Regions from separate parts of the Mus musculus genome. Here regions 2, 3 and 4 are each linked to region 1. The links are chromatin loops, found by intact Hi-C in ENCODE. Cell type or tissue: left cerebral cortex. All regions are shown on one strand. Region 1 overlaps Nvl (nuclear VCP-like). Region 2 overlaps Wdr26 (WD repeat domain 26). Region 3 overlaps Wdr26 (WD repeat domain 26). Region 4 overlaps Sde2 (SDE2 telomere maintenance homolog (S. pombe)).

The links. A loop is a pair of places that touch in the nucleus more often than their neighbours do. Peaks named below come from ENCODE experiments on the same cell type or tissue, not always from the same donor. Only the 100,000 strongest peaks of a DNase experiment are listed, where the experiment ranks them.
Region 2: it touches region 1 in a loop (2.8-fold over the local background); 11 of 42 quality-filtered maps call a loop at or near these places.
Region 3: a loop joins it to region 1, with 1.8 times the contacts of the local background. A loop is called at or near these places in 9 of 42 quality-filtered maps.
Region 4: a loop joins it to region 1, with 2.8 times the contacts of the local background. A loop is called at or near these places in 4 of 42 quality-filtered maps.

The regions. Positions count from the first base shown.
Region 1 is chr1:181,128,274-181,133,273 of GRCm38, forward strand. Nvl (nuclear VCP-like) reads right to left here. Exons shown (of 23, transcript NM_026171.2): 7 at 2,465-2,597; 8 at 2,121-2,197; 9 at 1,236-1,370. Among named protein-coding and RNA genes, the nearest start is that of Nvl, 13 kb to the right of the region's middle. In left cerebral cortex, no CTCF peak of the experiment used is centred here; a DNase peak (open chromatin) is centred at 2,387.
Region 2 is chr1:181,190,576-181,195,575 of GRCm38, forward strand. It overlaps Wdr26 (WD repeat domain 26), which reads right to left. Exons shown (of 14, transcript NM_145514.5): 7 at 1,186-1,324. Among named protein-coding and RNA genes, the nearest start is that of Gm38664, 18 kb to the right of the region's middle. In left cerebral cortex, no CTCF peak of the experiment used is centred here; no DNase peak of the experiment used is centred here.
Region 3 is chr1:181,180,625-181,185,624 of GRCm38, forward strand. Wdr26 (WD repeat domain 26) reads right to left here. Exons shown (of 14, transcript NM_145514.5): 10 at 3,627-3,772; 11 at 3,103-3,181; 12 at 2,145-2,274; 13 at 680-865. Among named protein-coding and RNA genes, the nearest start is that of Gm38664, 28 kb to the right of the region's middle. In left cerebral cortex, no CTCF peak of the experiment used is centred here; no DNase peak of the experiment used is centred here.
Region 4 is chr1:180,861,015-180,866,014 of GRCm38, forward strand. It overlaps Sde2 (SDE2 telomere maintenance homolog (S. pombe)), which reads left to right. Exons shown (of 7, transcript NM_145943.1): 5 at 84-204; 6 at 1,344-1,827. Among named protein-coding and RNA genes, the nearest start is that of Sde2, 12 kb to the left of the region's middle. In left cerebral cortex, CTCF peaks have their summits at 2,828 (motif pointing right) and 3,829 (motif pointing left); a DNase peak (open chromatin) is centred at 2,800.

The sequences.
Region 1 (5,000 bases):
AAATCCGCCTTCCTCTGCCTCCCAAGTGCTGGGATTAAAGGAGTGAACCACCGCTGCCCAGCAACAAATTTATTTTTAAAAAGACAAATCAAGTTGCTTTTAACAAGTGAGTTTGTTCTATTAATGACTAGAATAATATGCTACTCTGCTAGAAAGTTCCTTGGACTTATACTTTATCATGAAATAAGTTTCCAAAAAATTTGATAGGACAGAACTGCTAACTCTTTATTTTGCAAAATAAGTGTCTTTTTGTGTTTGTGAGTGCAGAGGTGGATGTGGTTGATATAAGAAGAAATATACAGTTTAAAGCCAAAGATAGCTTTAAACTTACAATTGTGCCTTAGTCCAAACAACACTGGACTAATACAAACCTAACTGATCTTTTAAAAACTATTTTAGAAGGGCATTTTAACAGTGGAAATTTTAAATAAATTTAGTTCCAAGAGAAAACCATTATTTTGCATATTTTGCTGATTTTAAGAATGACTAGGATAAAAGAGAAGCAGCTCCAATGCAAACTAAATGTTTAGCTTTACAATTACGCTATTTTTGCTTCCTACCCAAGTTTTGTCACAGACACAATACTTGCATCCATTAAAAAGCAGCCCCAGCAGCGTAAGCAGCAGCATGAAAAGGTAAATGAACCAAGCTGAGGCTGGGATGGCTCAATCTGCGTAACGTGCTTGGCAGCATGAGAACCTGTGTCTGGAACTACGGTGCAGATGGGAAGGCAGGCAGTGAGCTCCACATCTGTAGCCCCAGCACAGGCAGGGTAAAGGACAGCTCCAAGGGGCTGGAGAGATGGCTCAGCAGTTAAGAGCACTGACTGCTCTTCCAGCGATCCTGAGTTCAAATCCCAGCAACCACATGATAGCTCACAACCATCTGTAATGAGATCTGATGCCCTCTTCTGGTGTGTCTGAAGACAGCTACAGTGTACTCATATAAATGAAATAAATAAATCTTAAAAAAAAAAAAAAGGATGGCCCCTGGTTTTGCTAGGCTGCAGACCTAGCCAAATCAAGTGAGCCAGGCTCAAACAGAAACCCTTGTCTCAAAACAACAAAAAGACAATGAGGAAGATGATGAGGGAGGAAGAAAGAGAGGGAGAGGAGGGAGAAGGGGAATCTCTTACTGATTAAATTTGCTTCCTAAAGAGATACCAGGTCTAATTGGAATTGACCAAAGACACAAACAAACAAAACAAACAGAAATGCAGCAACAACTAGCCTCACCCCTGCTATTGCGTGTGCAAGTAATGTCTTCCCACAGCCTGGTGGTCCATGCAGGAGAACTCCACGAGGGGGCACGACACCAAGGTGCTGGTATACCTCTGGATGGCGCATGTGTATGAGCATTTTGCAGACTTCCTGCCAAGGAATAAGCATAAAAGATGTCTTCCTCAGCTCGAGAAAGAAAGAATCAAAGTAGAATGAAATGCCCCAACACCAAAATATACTAAACAGAAGACAGGCTTTAGGCTTTGCTTTGAGCTGAGTCCCAGCATTTAATGCTATGTACATAATTTCTGCTACATTTCCATGCTTTATTTCCTAAACTATAAAAATATCTCACAAAATACCACAAAAAGTAACTAACAGTAACTGTAACAGAGAAGACAGTAGAAAGCTGCCGTGATCACTATTAATGTCATTATTGTTAGTACTGTCAGAACAGTGTGACTTACAAGGCATGCACTTCACACACATTAGAACTAAAGATGTGAAGACAGAAAGCTTAGTACCCTGAAGGTTCAGGTTTGCTCACCTCACCTTCCCAATCTTTTTTTCTGCACTTACTTCACATTAAAAACCAAAGGACTGGAGAGGTGGCTGGGGTGAAGAGCACTGGCTGCTCTTGCAGAGAATCTGCGTTTGTTTCCTAACATCTACATGATGGCTCACACGTGTCTGTTAAAATCAGTTCCAGTGAATCTGACAACTTCTTCCAACCTCTGAGGGCACCAGGCATGCAACAGGTACACAAACATACATGCAAGCAAGCAGAACACCTATATACATTTTTGTTTTCATTTAAATTAAAAATAGGCAGGCTTTGTTAGTGTAAATGGTTAACAATATACACATTGCATTTAATGTTATTTCTCAATTGGCACTAACTTTTAATGTTGCATCATTGCCTCCAACATCTTCAAACTTCACATTGGAAATCTGCAACTCTGTACTCCTTGCTTTGGCTGTTAAAAAACAAAAAAGGTAAAGAGATTAGTGATTCCATACAAAAATACAACTAAAGAACCGTTAGATAAAAAAATGTTTTTCAACTAGGTTTTCCCACATACAAACAGTTCTCAAACAAAACAATTCAAAATACCCACACCACTGCCACCGACAGCTCACCCACACCACAGCCATCGACAGCTCACCCACACCACTGCCACCGACAGCTCACCCACACCACAGCCATCAACAGCTCACCCACACCACTGCTACTGACAGCTTACCTTTCTTTTGCAGAAGAGCTTCTATTTCTCCATCTACTTCTTGAAGATTCTCTGTTTTTCTTTTGTTTCCTTTGCCCTTTGCCCTACCTTTCCTTTTCTTATCACTTTCCAAAAGAGAAGAGTCTTTTAAAATCTGGGGAGAAAATACAAAAATTCTGTATTTCAGATTACAATGCTAACAGATGTTTCTTCAAGGACAGCTATATCCATTTGTGCTATAGCACTGCTAACTACTCGCAATCTCTTTGCTCAAGGATTCTGCCTTCTTTCAGAAACCTGAAAGCTTAAATTTTTTATTTGATAATTTTTTTCTCACCTGTGCCAGTTAATCTCTTCTAAAAGACTTGAGGCATATAAACATCAGGTTCTTACCAATTATAATAATGTTCTTGATAGTTGAATACTTGTAGCTTAAAGTAAAGATACTGGGGAACAGCCCACTAATAGTGTAAATGGAAAACCTGCAACCTCAACACTTTGGAGTAAAAACAGAAGAATCTGTTTAAGGCATTTTTAGCCTCATAACAATTTCAAAGTTAGACTAGGCTACAAAAAAAAACCCTATTTCAAGGGCTGAAGAGATGGCTCAGCGGTTAAGAGCACTGACTGCTCTTCCAGAGGTCCTGAGTTCAAATCCCAGCAACCACATGGTGGCTCACAACTGTCTGTAATGAAATCTGATGCCCTCTTCTGGTGTGTCTGAAGATAGCTATAGTGTACTTACATATAATAATAATAATAATAATAATAATAATAATAATAATAATAATAGCCTATTTCAAGATCCAAAATCAAAACAAAATAGGTCTCAGTTTGTAAAGTATCATAAAATCATGAGGTCTGAGTTCAGACCCCTCCCCACCCACACATAAAAAGCTGTGTGCAATGAGGTCGGTCTGTAATGCCAGTGCTGGCAAGGCAAAGACAAGAGGGTGCTATAGCTATATGCCTATAGACAAGAGGGTGCTATAGCTATATGCCTATAGACAAGAGGATGCTATAGCTATATGCCTATAGACAAGAGGATGCTATAGCCTATAGACAAGAGGATGCTATAGCTATATGCCTATAGACAAGAGGATGCTATAGCTATATGCCTATAGACAAGAGGATGCTATAGCTATATGCCTATAGCTTGCTGGTGAGCCAGGATAGCACAACTAGAAAGCCTCACATTTAGTGAGATATTTTGAGATCACAGACATCCCCTTTTCCGTGTGTGCTTTAAGTTTATTCTGTTGTTTTTGTTGTTATTACAGGGTTTCTCTGGGTAGCCCTGGCTGTCCTGGAATTCACTCTGAAACCAGGGTAGCCTTGAAACTCAGGCATGAGTCACCAGTGACCGGCTGACTGTTCTTTCTCAAAGAAAAGGTAGAGAGCAATTGAGAGACATCTGACATTGCTCTCTGGTATGTGACTCACACATGCATTTGCAAATAAACACGCTCATGTGCACGTAGGCACACATGAAAGAATCCGCCAGACCAAGGCTTGGTGCTGAGAAACGAGTTACAGCAGCACTGTTCAGGAGAAGCACATCACAAGTCACACATGTTGTATATATCACTGTGTACACCTCACAGCACACTAACAACACACACTTAAATGTAGACAATAAAGAGGCATTTCATAGGTGCAAACTACTGAACCCAGAGCCTTACATATTCTAAGCACTAAATGAACCACTGAGCCACACTCATCTACCAACAAATCTATTTTAATTAACACACCCCGAACACTCTCCTTTCAACACAGTTAATACAAGAAGTTACTAATGAGCAGAGTCCCAGCAGTCAGGAGGCAGAAGCAGGACTGCCTCAAATTTAAGGCAGCTCAGTCTATAGGACAAGTTCCAAGGCAACCAGCAACATGTCTAAGCTCAGCTGCTAATGAGGTGGTTTGTTTTGTTTTTTTGTTTTGTTTTGTTTTTTGAGACAAGATTGTAGCTGACAATTTTGGATTGTTTTCTTTGAAAAACACAGAAATATTATGGGAATATGCTTTAGGGTTTTTTTTTGTTTTTTGTTTTTTTGTTTTTGTTTTTTCGCACCACCACACCCAGCTCATGCTTTTGTTTTAATGCTAAGTGTGGGATACTGGTTTCAGTTTGTCCACAACATCTGACTACGATTTGCCTTATGCTCTAACAGGCGTGATTTTGCCAGCATCAGTTTTTGAGATAGTGTTGACGTTTGAAATTCTGGGTACTTTTCAGAGATCATATAAAATGCTAGGGTCCCCAAGAGGTGTGGTGGGTTGTTGGTTGTTTGCTATTGGTGTGGTCTGTTAAGTAGTCCTATGCAAGAAGAAAGAAGAAACTAGATATTCTGATAGCAAAGATCAGACTTGCCCTATGGAACCAGTTGCCCCTAGTCAGCAGAAAACAGTCTAATGATAACACCCCCTTTCCTTTCTACCCCTTTTTCTTTCCTATCTAGTTTAAGGGGTTGAAAGGGTGGAAGAAAGAAGAACCCACAAAGTAGCCAAAGTTAGCAAAAAGAGACAGCTACACAGGGTTTCTCTGTGCAGCACTGTC
Region 2 (5,000 bases), 62 kb after region 1:
CAGTTTCCTCATCGCAATTCAAGACACCGTATTTCAGCACATCCAAGTCACTCAGTCAAATAATGCATACCAACTTGGCACAATCTCTAGTACTTAACACTGTATGTACAACTGGAATAATATCAATCTATGAACATAAAAAAAGAAAAACACTCCGGGCAGTGGTGGCGCACGCCTTTAATCCCAGCACTCGGGAGGCAGAGGCAGGCCGATTTCTGAGTTCGAGGCCAGCCTGGTCTACAGAGTGAGTTCCAGGACAACCAGGGCTACACAGAGAAACCCGGTCTTAGGAAAAAAAAAAAAAAAAAAAAAAAAGAAAGAAAGAAAAAGAAAAACCCAAACAGGAAAAAAATTGGAAAAAAGTGATTAACATTGTCAGGCATGATGATAAATCTGTACCTGCCCAGGGTTCAGGAAGGAAGTTCTCCAAAAGCCTTGGAAGCTGAATAAGAACCTCTCTCAAAAATAAATAAATAAACAATGACAACAACAACAAAAATCAAGTGACAAATATGACCAAAAGGGACTTCCAGAGGACTTATACATGTGTACATTAAAACTAAGTAGGCATGTGGTGGCTCACATTTTTAATCCCAGTACTCAGGAGGCAGAGGCGGGTAGATCTCCGAGTTTGAGGCAGTTTGGTCTACAGAGTGAGTTCCAGGACAGCCAGAGATACACAGAGAAACTGGTCTTAGAAAATAACAACAAGGGGACTGGTGAGATGGCTCAGTGGGTAAGAGCACCCGACTGTTCTTCCGAAGGTCCAGAGTTCAAATCCCAGCAACCACATGGTGGCTCACAGCCATCTGTAACAAGATCTGACGCCCTCTTCTGGAGTGTCTGAAGACAGCTACAGTGTACTTACATATAATAAATAAATAAATCTTTAAAAAAAAAAAAAAAAAAAAAAAAGAAAATAACAACAAAAAGGTAACTAGTGAGTTAAGATTCAAAAATACCCTTTCAGGGCTGGAGAGAGAGCCTCGTACTGTTACTCTGGCATAGGACCTGGGTTTAAATTGCTGGAATCTACACAGTGGTTCATAGCCATGGAATAACTTGGATCAGATGCATTCTTCAGGCCGATGCAAGTAAGGCGCACATATGATGCACATGCACATATGCTGACACACACAAACAAATCTAAACTATGTAAGTACACACACACAGAGGAATACATACCGGATCAACTTGCCATATGATAACTGTGGTATCCTTTGATCCTGTTGCTAGTTTAGTGCCATCATTAGAAAATTTACAGAACCACACTTCATTACAATGCTCTGTAAGTATCTGTTGAGTGTAACAGGGAAACTGCCTCCTAAAACAAACAAATCCGCACATAATTATTCTTTCAAAGCATATTCAGCAATGAGGACATTTCACAACTGAGAGAACTTTGGGCGATCACATCACAAACCTCAATATAAACATGAATGCACTTACAACTCAAGAGTAAAATTTACTTTGGAATGTTGAAAAATGAAACATTATTAAATACTTTTTTTTCCAAGCCAACTCTAATGAAAATCTGTTAATATAAAATCTAATTCAACCTAAAGCTTACTTTTTTTCTACCTTCTGAACGCTACTTGGTCTGATTAAAACAATTCATATAAATTATTATTCATGAATTGTTTACCCACTTTATAGATGAATGACGGTTGTTTTACAAGGAACTAGGAACAATGTAGCATTTTAAAGCATGTAAAATCGGTAAGCTATTGTCAAAGACTTGGTATGACAAAAGAAAATGGAGGTGGCAGTGAGATGGGAAACTGCCTGCTGGTCAGCTGACCTACTGACAACCCTAAGTCCCAATGCTGCCCACTGCCTCCACACACGTGCTGTGACACACATGCACGCACTCATTAAAAACTGATGAGAGGGGCTAGCAAGACGGCTCAATGGGTAAAGTGTTTGCTGTCAAGCCCGACAACCTGGTTCAATTCCCGGGACCCACATGATGAAAGGATAGAAACAACTCTTGCAGGGAACGTGTTGTGTTTCACCTACATATGTGTGTGCGCATCACACGCATGCCTCATGTACCCGTGGAAGCCAGGAGAGGGTGTCAGGTTCCTTGGAACTGGAGTTACAGTAGTGAGCTACCATGTGAGTACTGGGAACCAAACCACCAAGAACAGCAAGGGATCTTTTAACCACTGGGCCATGTACGTCTCCAGACCTCCGACTCCATTTTGAGGCTGCTTCTTACTACTACAGCTCAGTCTTATCTGAAACGCTTTATCTTTCTGCCTCAGTCTTCCAAGTACTGGATTAATAATAGGCAAGCAGGTATGACTTTTGCTTAAGGTCACACTTTTAAATTTATCACCGAAGACTTCAAAAGTCTTCTCTAATTTTTTTCCCCCAACCAATAAATAACAGAAGCTAAGATAGTGGCAAGAGCCTATGGTCCCAGCACCTGAAGTTCTGGCAGGAAGACCGACTGAGCCCAAGAGTTTGAGACCAGCATGGGCAACACAGCAAGACCATGTCAAAAGAAACGTGTACTGGTATGCACATAGAGAGAAGAGCACTGTCACCTCATCGGCCTGACAGGTTACAATTAGCTTTAGGAGGTAATACTTGGCAACCTTAAACTTTTAGATTACTTAACTAAAAAGTACATCAATTATTAAAGTTATTTTTCTGAACTGAAATTACACATATTTGTATTTTATTAAGCATGTATTGGCATGTACAGTACCAAGTATTGTATGTGATACCTTTCAAAGGATACTGTTTTAAACTTTACTTTTGTCTCATGTATATGGGTGTTGTCTGCATTTATGTTTGTGTACCCTTGTGTGCAGTATCCACAGATGTCCACAGAAGCTAGAAGACGGCACTGGACACCCTGGAACTGGAGTTAGAGACAGCTGTTAACCATGTAGGTCCATGTAGGTGCTGGGAACAAAACCTGAGCCCTCCTCAAGAACAAGTACTCTTAACTACTGAGCCACTGAATGCTGAGCCATTCAACAATTAGTATCGTTTTTTTTTTTTTTTTTTTTTTGGTTTTTTGAGACAGGGTTTCTCTGTAAAGCCCTGGCTGTCCTGGAACTCCCTTTGTAGACCAGGCTGGCCTCGAACTCAGAAATCACCTGCCTCTGCCTCCCAAATGCTGGGGTTAAAGGTGTGCACCACAACGCCCGGCTAGTATTCTTGAAACTAATTTGACAAGAGAAATTTTATCAACACCATTTTTACAAGGCTCAAAAAACCAAGTATCTTACCAGATTTTCACAAAACTATTAGTACCTGAACTACAATTTGAGCCTAAGATAAGCTGCACTAATTTTTTAAATGTCAAGTTTACATATTTTTCTAAGACTGAATTTCAATTAAAAAAAGTTTAAATGCCTAAAGTTAAACACAGTAAAAAAGATTCATTTAGATTAGCAAATTACATTTTACGTAAGGACTGACTCAAAATTACAGAGCATAAATCATTTCATCTATTGACAGCTGTCAGTTATTTTATTATTCAATCTTTATTAAGAAAAGGCGGGGCTGGAGAGAATGCTCAGTGGGTAAGAGCACATGCTGCTCTTGTAGGAAGACCCAAGCTCAGTTCCCAGCACCTACATGGTGGCTCACAACTGTCTGTGACTCGTCCTAGGACATCTGTTACACCCATCTGGGCTCTGTGGGCCCCAGGCATGCACATAGTGCACAGGGCAGGACATTCACATGCATAAAATAAAATCTTTTTTTTTTTTAATTTAAAAATAAAGACTACAGTAACATGCAAATTTAATGGCCTTTTTCAGATACACAACTGATAGTTGATGTCTGCTTTCAAAAAATTTAAAATTTAAGATGGTATTAAAAATCAGTACCATGTGAAAGAAAACAGTTAAGTGTAACATTTTGACCAAAGTCAATCTTTAAATTGTGTCTACAAATATTTGTAATTATCCTTTACTAAAAAATTAACATTTATAAAGCAGCCTATGAAAACATACTTCCATTAATTACTGGTGTTAAAACAAAAAAAAGCTCAGAAAATCATTTCTCCTTTTTCAAAAAATCTATTCCTTACTAGTTAAATTTAACCAAAACTATGAGCACATAACTGACAAAAGCCTCTCCTCTCCAGTGCTCACATGGGTGTCCAGTGTCAGGATTCAGCAACTCTCCAGAGAGGAAAGAATGGACCACTCTCAATGTTTACATGTAATTTCAGAGAATTTCTAGCTCCAATGCTAAAATCTACTTTTCTAGAAGAAAATAAACCAGATGGCTAAAAATGATCAACTTTTCTTTTGAAGACCTCCAGCTAAACTTAAGGAATTAAAGTGAGGCTCTATTTTCCAGTTTGGCAAGGAAGGGTACAACTTACTGAGTTAATGCCTGGTGTTAATCACTTAGTGTCCTTAAAATCTACCTCTAGAATGAACAGCGGGCTGGCTCCTGGTTTTCCGGCTTGGTAAACTGGGTAGGTAGATTCTCCCTGAGTCAGGAAATGCAGGGGTGGGAAAGAAGGCTTGGCAGCTGAAGTTCTTACATGCAAGCAAGAGGACGGGAGTTCAGATGCCTGAACCCCATGTAAAGGCCAGGTGGATATGATGGCCAGCCTGCAACTCCAGCCTTTGAAGGTGGAGGCAGGGGCCCCTGGAGCAAGCTGGCTAGAGACTTGCTGGGAGTGCTGAGCTCCAGGTTCAGCGAGAGACCCTGTCTCAAAAGAATAAAGTGGAACAACAACTGAGGAAGATTTCCAACACCAACCTTGGGCCTCCACACAGATGCACCCACATGTACATGTGTATGTGTTTCCACACACAAGGGCCCACACATGTAAAAACATTCACTCAAGCATATATATCATACACGTGAAAAACAAAAATAATAAAAAAGAATTTAAGTGTAAAAAACAGCCTTAGCAGGTCTGAGTAAGAGGTAGAGAATATCTATTTGGATTTGCTATGTTTAACCAGAGCAATAGCCACACTGCACTCGGGTCTGAGGCAAGAGAGAAAAACTGCAGC
Region 3 (5,000 bases), 52 kb after region 1:
CTCTGCCATATTTTGGTTCCTTCCCTATAAAATGAAAATAAAAATGTTTCTCTTACAAGACCATGAACATATGTGAGAGCAAATACTCTGAGCACACTACTCGGCACAAAGGCAGCACAGGGCGTTTTAGTTTCTTCCGTCCCTCACCATCAGACACAGTTCATGTTAGTATAGCACATTCTATATACAGTGCTAAGGTATTAGGATAATCCCAAAATGATGATCATTAAAACTAAAGTTTCTCAAGTTTTATACATTTGTTAGTTCTCATATGTATATAGAGTATTTCATGTAATGTCACATTTAAATAGCAGGACAAAACAACATGTTAATAGACTTCTGTGTGCATGCAAGGAGGTGGTAAGATATGTGGAGGTCAAAGGACAACCTTCCAGTTCAAGACAAAGTCTCATTTGCTGCTGCCCTTGCCTGACAGCCCCTGGGGGCCATCCTGTGTCCCCCTCCCATATCCCACAAAAGCACAGGCATTAGGCTAGCTTACTTTCTTCATTGCCTCTCCAAAAACAATAAAACCTAATCCTAGATTTCTTAAATTCTTTCTATAAATTGAGATAGGTGAGAAAAAAAAGACATATTCCATGTTTAATGCGCTATGTAAACATGCTGTTAACTCAGAGTGACGCTTCATCTACAGACAACACGGACTGCACGGCCTTACCTTCAATATTCTGGTGGTCTATGAAAGGTGCTGGTCCCCATATTCTAACAGTGCCATCGTCTGAGGCACTGGCCATCATGGATGGAATCTGTGGGTTCCAGCTAACACAATTTACTGTGCGCGTGTGCCCTGTGAGCTCCGCAATTGGCAGTTCACTACGTTTGTGCCAGATGTAAACCTTGTGATCTAAATGTACAGCAATTCAGAGAAATGTTAGAAAGCTGTGTTATTAACAAAATCACTGACCCCACGTTACTACACACGTTACCCCACGTTACTACACACAGAAGATTCTTCAATAGTACAGGTTACACGGAGGACATATATATGGACAGTTTAATAAATTACAAAAATAATGTGAAAGCCATGTTACCTTTTTCCTTTCCAAAAATCACAAAAACATTTGTAAGAGTTTGTCCATGTATGACTGATAAATAATTATAATCAATCTGGGGCAAGATGGTTAAGATGGCTCAGCTGTTAGGAATGTTTGCTGGCAGAGTTCAATCAATGCCCAAGCACCTACATAAGGTGGTCCCTCTAGAGGCATCCACACTCACACTCATGTGTGCACACAGACACAAACACATAATAGCATTTTTTAACAGAAAAACTCCAATTACAATGAAGAATAATAATACATAGTACAGAATAGAGATGATAATACATTCTACGGAGACCTTAGGTGACAGAAAAAAACCAAGATATCCAAACTGAAAACCAGCAACGATTGAGACTACTTAATGTAATTAAACTGTCACCATGCTATGAGGAGGGTACTATGCTTCTCCCACACTGCACAGAGGTAACGAAGTGAAGCTACCTCTCACGGCCTAAATGCAGTTAGGGATTACTGTAGACAAACACCTTATTTATATCTGTACCTTACGTGTAGTTTGTGGAAGATGCTAATCTCATAAAGTGACCATAAAAAGAATTAAATCCACTACACCGTAAAGATAAGCTAATTACACGACGATGGTTCTAATCTGAGAGCAGAACTCAAGGATAAATCAACTTTATTATGACAATCTATTGGTGAACCAAGGGGTCAGTGTGGAAATTTGTGAAATGAGCGCACTGCTCTACCTTTCAAGAGCTAGGACTCGGGGAATGCACTACTATGCCTGGTGGCTTGCTGTATTTCAATGAAGGAGCACAGGTTTGAAAAGTATGACAACAGACAGGCATCTTTGCTTCCAGAACTTGGGAGGTGGGCAGATTCCTGTGAGTTGGGGTTCATGTGAAAATGTTCAAGGAGGCCTTGGGTTCCATCACCAACAATACATAGGAAAATAAACAATCAAAACACAACAACAACAACAACAACATTAAGGACTCAAGCCACCCCCCAAAAGGTAACATTGAGAATGGACTGAGTAATTGACTAAGGAATGTAATAGCACAGCTCCCGCTTGCTGAGAAGCTGGGAGAGCTCTGCCCCAGTGAGGACAGGATACTTTACCTTCGCTGCCACTAGCAATGAAGTCTTCATTATGGCCTCCAAAACACGAGTGGATTGTATAAAACCCTTGGGTAACACCTTGATATTTCCTTACTAAAACTCTGTCTTGCAAGTCCCATAAATGAACTCCCTGTAGGAAAAAAAAGGTTTTGTTGCTGCTGTTTTCTGAGACAGCTCAACTCTGTAGCCCTAGCAGTTTTTGCCTGCACTGTGTGTGGAGCTTTTTTTTAAGTTAATCTCACTGTATGCCCCAGGCTTCCCTGGAACTCATTCTGTAGAACGGGCTGGCCTCAAACTCAAAGAGATCCACCTGCCTCGCTGCCCTAATGCTGGGATTAAAGGCGTTCAGCACTTCACCTGGCCCTCCTAAGTACAGGCATATACAGTATCACTCAGCTTAGTAGTTTATTTTGTTTTTTAAGAGACTACCTAGCTCAATGGCTCTAAAGTCCTAATGTTGGGACCGTTTAATGCAGTTCCTCATGGTGTGCTGACCCCTAACCATAAAATTATTTTGTTGCTACTCATAACTAATTTTGCTACTGTTATGAATCTTACTGTAAACATCTGATATGCAGGATATCTGATAGGTGACCCCCATGAAAAGGTCTTCCACCCAGAGAGGGGTTGTGACCCACAGGCTGAGAGCCACTGGTCTAGCCCAGCTGGCTTTGGAGCTGCTGTGTACACCAGGCTGCTCTTAATAAAAATCAGCCAGTTCTGGGATGGAAGGTGTGGTCTACCACATCCAGTCTCAACAGAATTAGCAGTAATTGTGAATATTCCTTTCCTATTGGAGCATTGTCATTTTCTATTTGTCAAAAAGGTCTGTATTTCAGCTAACTTATTTTTGATGCCTACACATTAAGCACTAAACACAGATAGTTAACACTTGTACTAATACAACAAAAGCAAATTCTCACTAAAACAAAATTTTTTAAATGTTAAAAAAACATACCTGAGTTGCTACATTTAACAAAGCTAATCGGCCATTTTTGGAAATAGTAAATGACATAATAGGATGATCTTCCTGTACTCTGTAATCAGAAAGAGCTGGTCAGGAGCAGCAAAGCAATAGTCAAGAACTTCAAATTATAAGAGACTATAAACTATTATAGCTTAAATGATATTTTGCCATTTATATACATATATAAAATGAGTTAACATGTACTACCTAGATGCCAATTCAGATTACCAATCAAAATAAAAAACAAACAAAAAATTGCTTTTCTGAAAAAGCCCAAATACACATTTTGGTATAAATTAGAGCATTTCTTTCTCTTCCCTTCCTTCCTTGGTTCCACCCCCACCCCCACCCCAGCTCCCCGCCCTCTCTCTCTCTCTTTTCAAGACAAGGTTTTCTCTGTGCAGTCCTGGCTGCTCTGGAACTCACAGACCTGCCTGCCTCTGTTTCCCTAGTCCTGGGATTAAAGGCATGGGCCACCACTATGCCTGTTCTAATGGAAACCAATTAATAGTTACATGTTTCTATCTGTCAGGTCCTCAAAGTTGTAGCCCCGGACTCTCTGGTGCGTGTCGGAAGCCAGCACAGTCTTCCCGTCACTCAAGCACCACAGGCACTGTACTCGCACTCCTTCCCAGGAGTCCAGAAGATTTCCGTCCAGGTCCTAACAGAAAATCCAAAACAACAACAAAGCACTCAGAAATGCCTGGCACTGCTTTCTGAGAACAACTTGACAAGGACCTAAGCAATGGGAGTTTGACTCCAGGTCTATTCTGTAACACCATGACATGCAGCACTGAGATATGAAAAAGGAGAACTAATGCTAAGATCAACAGCGATGAATCCCATAAGCTTCATCTTACTAGAGAGCAGCAAGTCTCAACAGCTACCCAGGAGATCCTGGAATGCAAGAGAGCTGCCTTCAAGTATAGCGCGTGACCTACCCAGAAGTAAACAGGCTGTTCCATAGCCTATTAAAATCTGCTTTATTCCACGAAGATCAACTACAACTATGAGTCTTTCTAAACACCTAACTAGAGTAATGTAGTAAGAAAAAAAAATTAAAAACAATAACCTAAAAACCCGTCAGAGTCATGTGAGGCAGTGATGTGACTGACAGATGGAACCTGCACAGCACAAGGACACTTCACTCATGTCATGTCACAGGACAATTTACCTTAGCTTAATTAAGTAGCTTACAATTGCCTGGCATGGTGGTGCATGCCTTCAATCCCAGCATTCTGTAGGCAGATGTAGGAGGGTCTTTTTGAGTTTGGGGACAGTCTGATCTACATGGGCAGGGTTAGAATAGCCACACGCTCAACCGCTGAGCTACCCTTCCAGCCCGGCATTTATTATTATTTTATTCAGCATTCTTGTGATTGTCCCACACAAGGTCTCCTAAACCCCAGGCTGACCACGCAGCCAAGGAGGACCTTCAGTTTAGGACCCCACTGTCTCCACTTCCCACGGCTACAACTGCAGTGTGGGGAGCCAGCTCAGAGCTCTGCAGTGTGCTAGCCACACATTCCATAAACTGAGCTACATACACGCCCCACACACATTGTTTATTACTTTTGAGCCGGGGTCTCTTAGAGTCCAGGTTGGTATCTAATTCACTACAGTCCAGGCTATCCTTTAACTGCAAATTTCCCGACTCAGTCTCCCAAGTGCAAGGATTACAGCCATGGGCCGCCATGCCTGACTAGTAATGTTTTACTTTCTAAACCTACTCAAAAGAAACTGCTGACATTTTCAGTCCTATAAATTAGTACCTTTGTTTTAGAGACAGAGACTATGTAGTCTTGGCTGACCGAACTCAAGAGATCCACCCACAACTGCCTCCAAAATACCGGGAGTATAGCTAATTCTACACTTTTCATGAATACCTG
Region 4 (5,000 bases), 270 kb before region 1:
AGTCTGTGTGAAAACTTGTTACTAAATACAGAGCTTCAGATTATAGATTGTATCCTGATAGCAATGGCTAAATTTTCATTTAGGTATGCAGGCTGCATCCAGCAAGATGGTATCAGCAGAAATCACTGAGACTCGGAAACGGCCTAACAAGTCAAAAACGGACCAGGAAACTAGTGCAAAAAAAAGGAAAAGGAAATGCTTTTGGTAAGTCCTTCCTGTTTCCTCCACATTGATCTTGGAGGACCTGTGTGCCGTTTCCACCTTATCTGTTGGCACAAGTGCCAGTCCTCCCCTCCCCCCTTCTCCTGATTTTCTTCTTTTTTTAATTTTTAAGATGTATGTATTCTATGTATATGAGTACACTGTAGCTGTCTTCAGACACACCAGAAGAAGGCATCAGATCCCATCACAGATGGTTGTGAGCTACCATGTGGTTGCTGGGAATTGAACTCAGGACCTTTGGAAGAGCAGTTGGTGCTCTTAACCACTGAGCCATCTCTCCAGCCCCCGATTTTCTTTTGTTTGTTTCTTTGTTTCTAATATTTATGTGAAATAGGGTACTGCTCTGCCTGCCAGGCTGCCCTTCAGCCTTGGGGCTCTCCTGTGTCAGCCTTCTCTGCTTGGATTGCAGATCACCAACGTGGGCTCCACACTCAGGGCTCAAACAAGCACGTTTTTAAGTAGCATTGCTGGGAGCACTCAGAGCTTCAGATTGTGTTGATTGTGCCCTGTACACACTGAAGCCATTTGGCAGAATCTGAACAATACATTTGGGTGTGTATGTGGTCTGTGTGTGTGTGTGTGTATGGGTGGGTGCGCGCACACGCTATTCTCCTAAAATTACCCTTGGAACTTTCCCTTTCTGTATCAATTCCAACTGTTGATAGTTAGACACAGTAATTGATAGTTAGACACAGTAAAAAGCCATATGAAAGTGCTTAGGGACTGATTGCCCTTCCAAAGGTCATGAGTTCAAATCCCAGCAACCACATGATGGCTCACAACCATCTGTAATGAGATCTGATGCTCTTCTCTGGTGTGTCTGAAGACAGCTACAGTGTACTTATATAAAATAAATAAATAAGTCTTTAAAAAAAAAAAAAACAAAGTGCTTAGGTCTGAGGGTACTGGCGAGAACATGGCGCTCGCGTCTGGCTTTACAGTGGTTGAATGCAGCCCTCTTGAGTTGTTTCCCCTTCTGTTTATGCTTCAGAACATACTTTTCTGAAACTTGCCTACTTGCCATTTTAAGCTAGCCTGTGTTCCTTAGACAGAGAATCCTCCATGCAGGGAGAAAGGGATAGGCTGGGAATGGAGTCACGCCCTTCTGCTTCTCCCCACAGGTTGGGCATGGATGGGCTGGAGGCTGCCGAGGGGTCCAGTACTGGAAGCTCAGAGGACAGCTCAGAGGATGACAGTGAGGATGCTCCTGGGACTTCGGAGCAGAGCTGCTGTGCTCGGGAAGACGGCATTGATGCTGTAGAGGTGGCAGCCGACCGACCTGGCAGTCCTCGGAGCTCGGCCTCTGGTACACACTCTGAGTCACCTGAAAAGCTTCAGTGCCCCGTGACCGAGCCTGGGCAGGGCATTTTGGAGAACACAGGAACTGAGCCAGGAGAGACCTCTGACAAGGAGTGCAACGAGAGGAAGACAGTCACAGACCCAGAGGAGACGCCAGCAAGGAAGGAAACAGAGAGTCATGAGGCCACAGAAAAGGACCAAAAGACAGGAATGTCTGGTGGGGACAGAGCTGCCATGGTTTTGTCTGGAGAAGACAGGAAAAGTGTCCCTGCTGCTAATCTGGAGGGAAACAACTCAGGAGACACAGTATGTTGGGGTCTTGTTTTCACTCTTAACAGGGACTGGGGGTGGGGGTGTAGTGCACACTTTTAGTCCCAGCACTAGGCCAGCCTGGTCTGCAGAGCGAGTTTTCAGGGCAGCCAGGGCTACACAAAGAAACCATATCTCAGACAGACAGACAGACAAACAAAACCAAGCAAACAGACTGGAGAGATGGCTCAGTGGTAAAGAGCACAGATTGCTCTTCAAGAGTTCAATTCCCAGCAACTACATGGTGGCTCACAACCATCTGTAATGGGATCTGATGCCGAGTTTTGTGTGTCTGAAGACAGCTACAGTGTACACATATACATGAAAATAAATAAATCTTAACAAACAAACAACAGCAACAACAGAAATAGCGAGTGAGAGCACTGGGGTGCATGCTCTGGAACTTGCTATGTAGACCAGGCTGGCCCCAAAGTGAAGGTCTTCCTGCCTCTACCTCTCCAGCACTGGGATGACAGACATGAGCCACCAACCCAGCCCTTGCCATTTCTCTTCTAATGTTTTTCTTACGTGTATGACTGATCTGCTTGCATGTGTGTTTGTGTGGGAAGCGCATGTATGGCACCCACAGAGACTGAAGGAGGGCATTGGTCCACTGGGGTTCCAGGCCATGTCCTCTGGGAGAGCAGGTGGTGCGCTTAGCCTCCGAGCTCTCTCCATCCATTTAGTCTGGTTGGTTTTGTTGTTTTGTTTAAGATAGGGTCTCACTTCTGTGTCTGGCTTGGGACTCTCTAGTCCAGGCTGCCTTGAACTCAGTGTAATTCTTCTCAGCCTTCAAAATCTATGACTACAAAGTAATCTACTGCAGGGGTTTGGGTTGTTTGTTAGTTTGTTTTTGGTGGGGGGTTGCAGTAGTGTCTGATCTGCACAGTAAAGGGTTAAGATGCAGATGTGCCTCTTCCCCAACAGCTGCTTAGTGAAAACCATTTAATCCCACAGATGAGAGAAGCTTGTCCTCTAAGCTCTGAAATTTCACTGTTCTGCCACTAGGTGGAGTCCTTGGTGCCATGTTTTTCAGTTCTAAGATAGAGCTTCACATTTGGCCTCGTTTGGAATTTTTCTTTTTCTTTTCTTCTTTTTTTTTAAGTGTTTTTTTTTTGTTTGTTTGTTTGTTTTATGGTTGAGGAGAAGGTTTTTAATGTAGATAGGAGAGAGAGTACAGCCAGTGGCATCTGAAAAGGGTTCAGATGGAATTGGGCCGTGGGGGATTGGAGATGAGGAGGGAAGGAGGGAGAGAGGGAAGGAGGGAGGGAGGGAGGGCAGGATGTGGGGCAAGTGCACCCATAGCTGAGGACCCAGAGGACCAAGAGAGCAAGTGGCAGTGATGGCAGGTTTCATAGAGAAGAGAAGCCCTGTTTAAGACAGAGTCTCACTGTGTGGCCCTGGCTGTGTTGGAACTCACTATGTAGACCAGGCTGGCCTCAAACTCATAGATATCTTCCCAGGTGCTGAGATGAAACTCACACTACCATGCCTGACTTGTATTTATTTGTGTGTGTGTGTCTGTTTGTCTGTCTGTCTGTCTTTGTGTGTATATTCATGAGTGTGTATGGTTGCCCAGATAGTCCAGAAGAGGGTGTCTGATCCCTTGGTGTTACAGGTATTTGTGAACCACCTGCGGCTAATATCCAAACTCCAGGCCGCATGATAGGGCAGTGGATGTTCTTGAACATTGAGCCTTCTTTCTAGCCCACTGTTTATTTCTTTATACATGCAATAACAAGTCTATATTGGTACTTTCAAGTTGATCAAGTGCGCTATGTTTCCTACTACTAAATTGAGGCTTGTGGTTTTCTTTTCCTTTCCTTTTCTTTTTCTTTTTTTGAGACAGGGTCTTTCTGTGTAGCCTCTGCTGTCCTGGAACTCACTATGTAGACCAGACTGACCCTCTGCATCCCGATTGCTGCGATCAAAGATATGTATACACACACACACACCGCCCCCTAGAGTTTTCTTTCTTATGTGAGACAAAATAATTGTCACCTGGATATAAAGGTCTTTCCTATAGAAGAGAAAAACCCATTTCTTTTATCATTAAATCTAAGTCTCACATTCTGTCCTTTTTGTCCTTTTATTTGGGACCTTTAGCTTAAGAGCTGAACCATCTCTCCAGCCCCTACATGGCAAGGACTATCCCTAGCGCTCTTGTGAAGGTGAAAGGAGAGGGCAGAGCCAGAGTTGTCCTCACACACATGCCCACACATGTCACACACAGGAAGGACATTACGTTTCAGGGAGCGGGGGAGATGGCTCAGTTAAGAGAGCACTGGCCTCTCTGCCAGAGGACCTGGGTTTGATTCTCAGCACGCACATGCACACACAGCTGTCTTTAACTCTGGTTCCAAAGGATCTGATCTCCCCCCCTCCCCCCCCCCTCGCCTCCCTGGCTATGAGGGCACCAAGCACACACACAGTTCTCAAGACATACCTGCAGGCAAAATACCCATACACATAAAATTAAATAAAACTTTAAGAAGGAAGAAAAATCCTTGCAGGGCCTTAGAAGTGTTGAGTTTCGTCTGAAAGTCTGTAAAGGTGTTTTAGGTAGAACAGCTGCGAGCCCATCACACACATCTTCTTTAATCACCATGTAAGTGGAAGCACGTTGGTCTCCTTACGTAGCTAGTACTGAACGCTCGAAGCTCGTGGAGCACAGAGTAAGAGTGGCTACCCACCAGTATTAGCCTTTGGGTGCCTGCTCTTATGATAAAATTATGAGAGTAGGCTTGCTCTGTATTATAACTGGTGAAATCTGAAAAGAAAGAGTAACGTTAACAACATGTTCTGAGCTGGGAGTGCTGGGCCTCACCTCTAACACCCCAGCACATGGGAGGGAGGCAGAGGCAGGAGTGCTGCTAAATGTTTTAGGCCAGGGATACATACATAGCAAGACCCAGTCTTAAAAAGCCAAAAACAGATGCCAGGTATGGTGGTGTGTGCCTGTATCCTAGCCCTTGAGAGGCAGAGACAGGAGGATGAGGAGGATGAGGAGTTCAAGGCCAGCTTCAGCTACATAAGCAAATTCAAATTTAGCTTTGAGTATATGAGACCCTGTTGTGGGACTGGGGAGGAACTGTATGCTTGTCGCTGTCGTGAGTGTGTCTAGTCAGTAGCAGGGAGAAAATACAGCGAATGGCACTGCCTTAAAATAG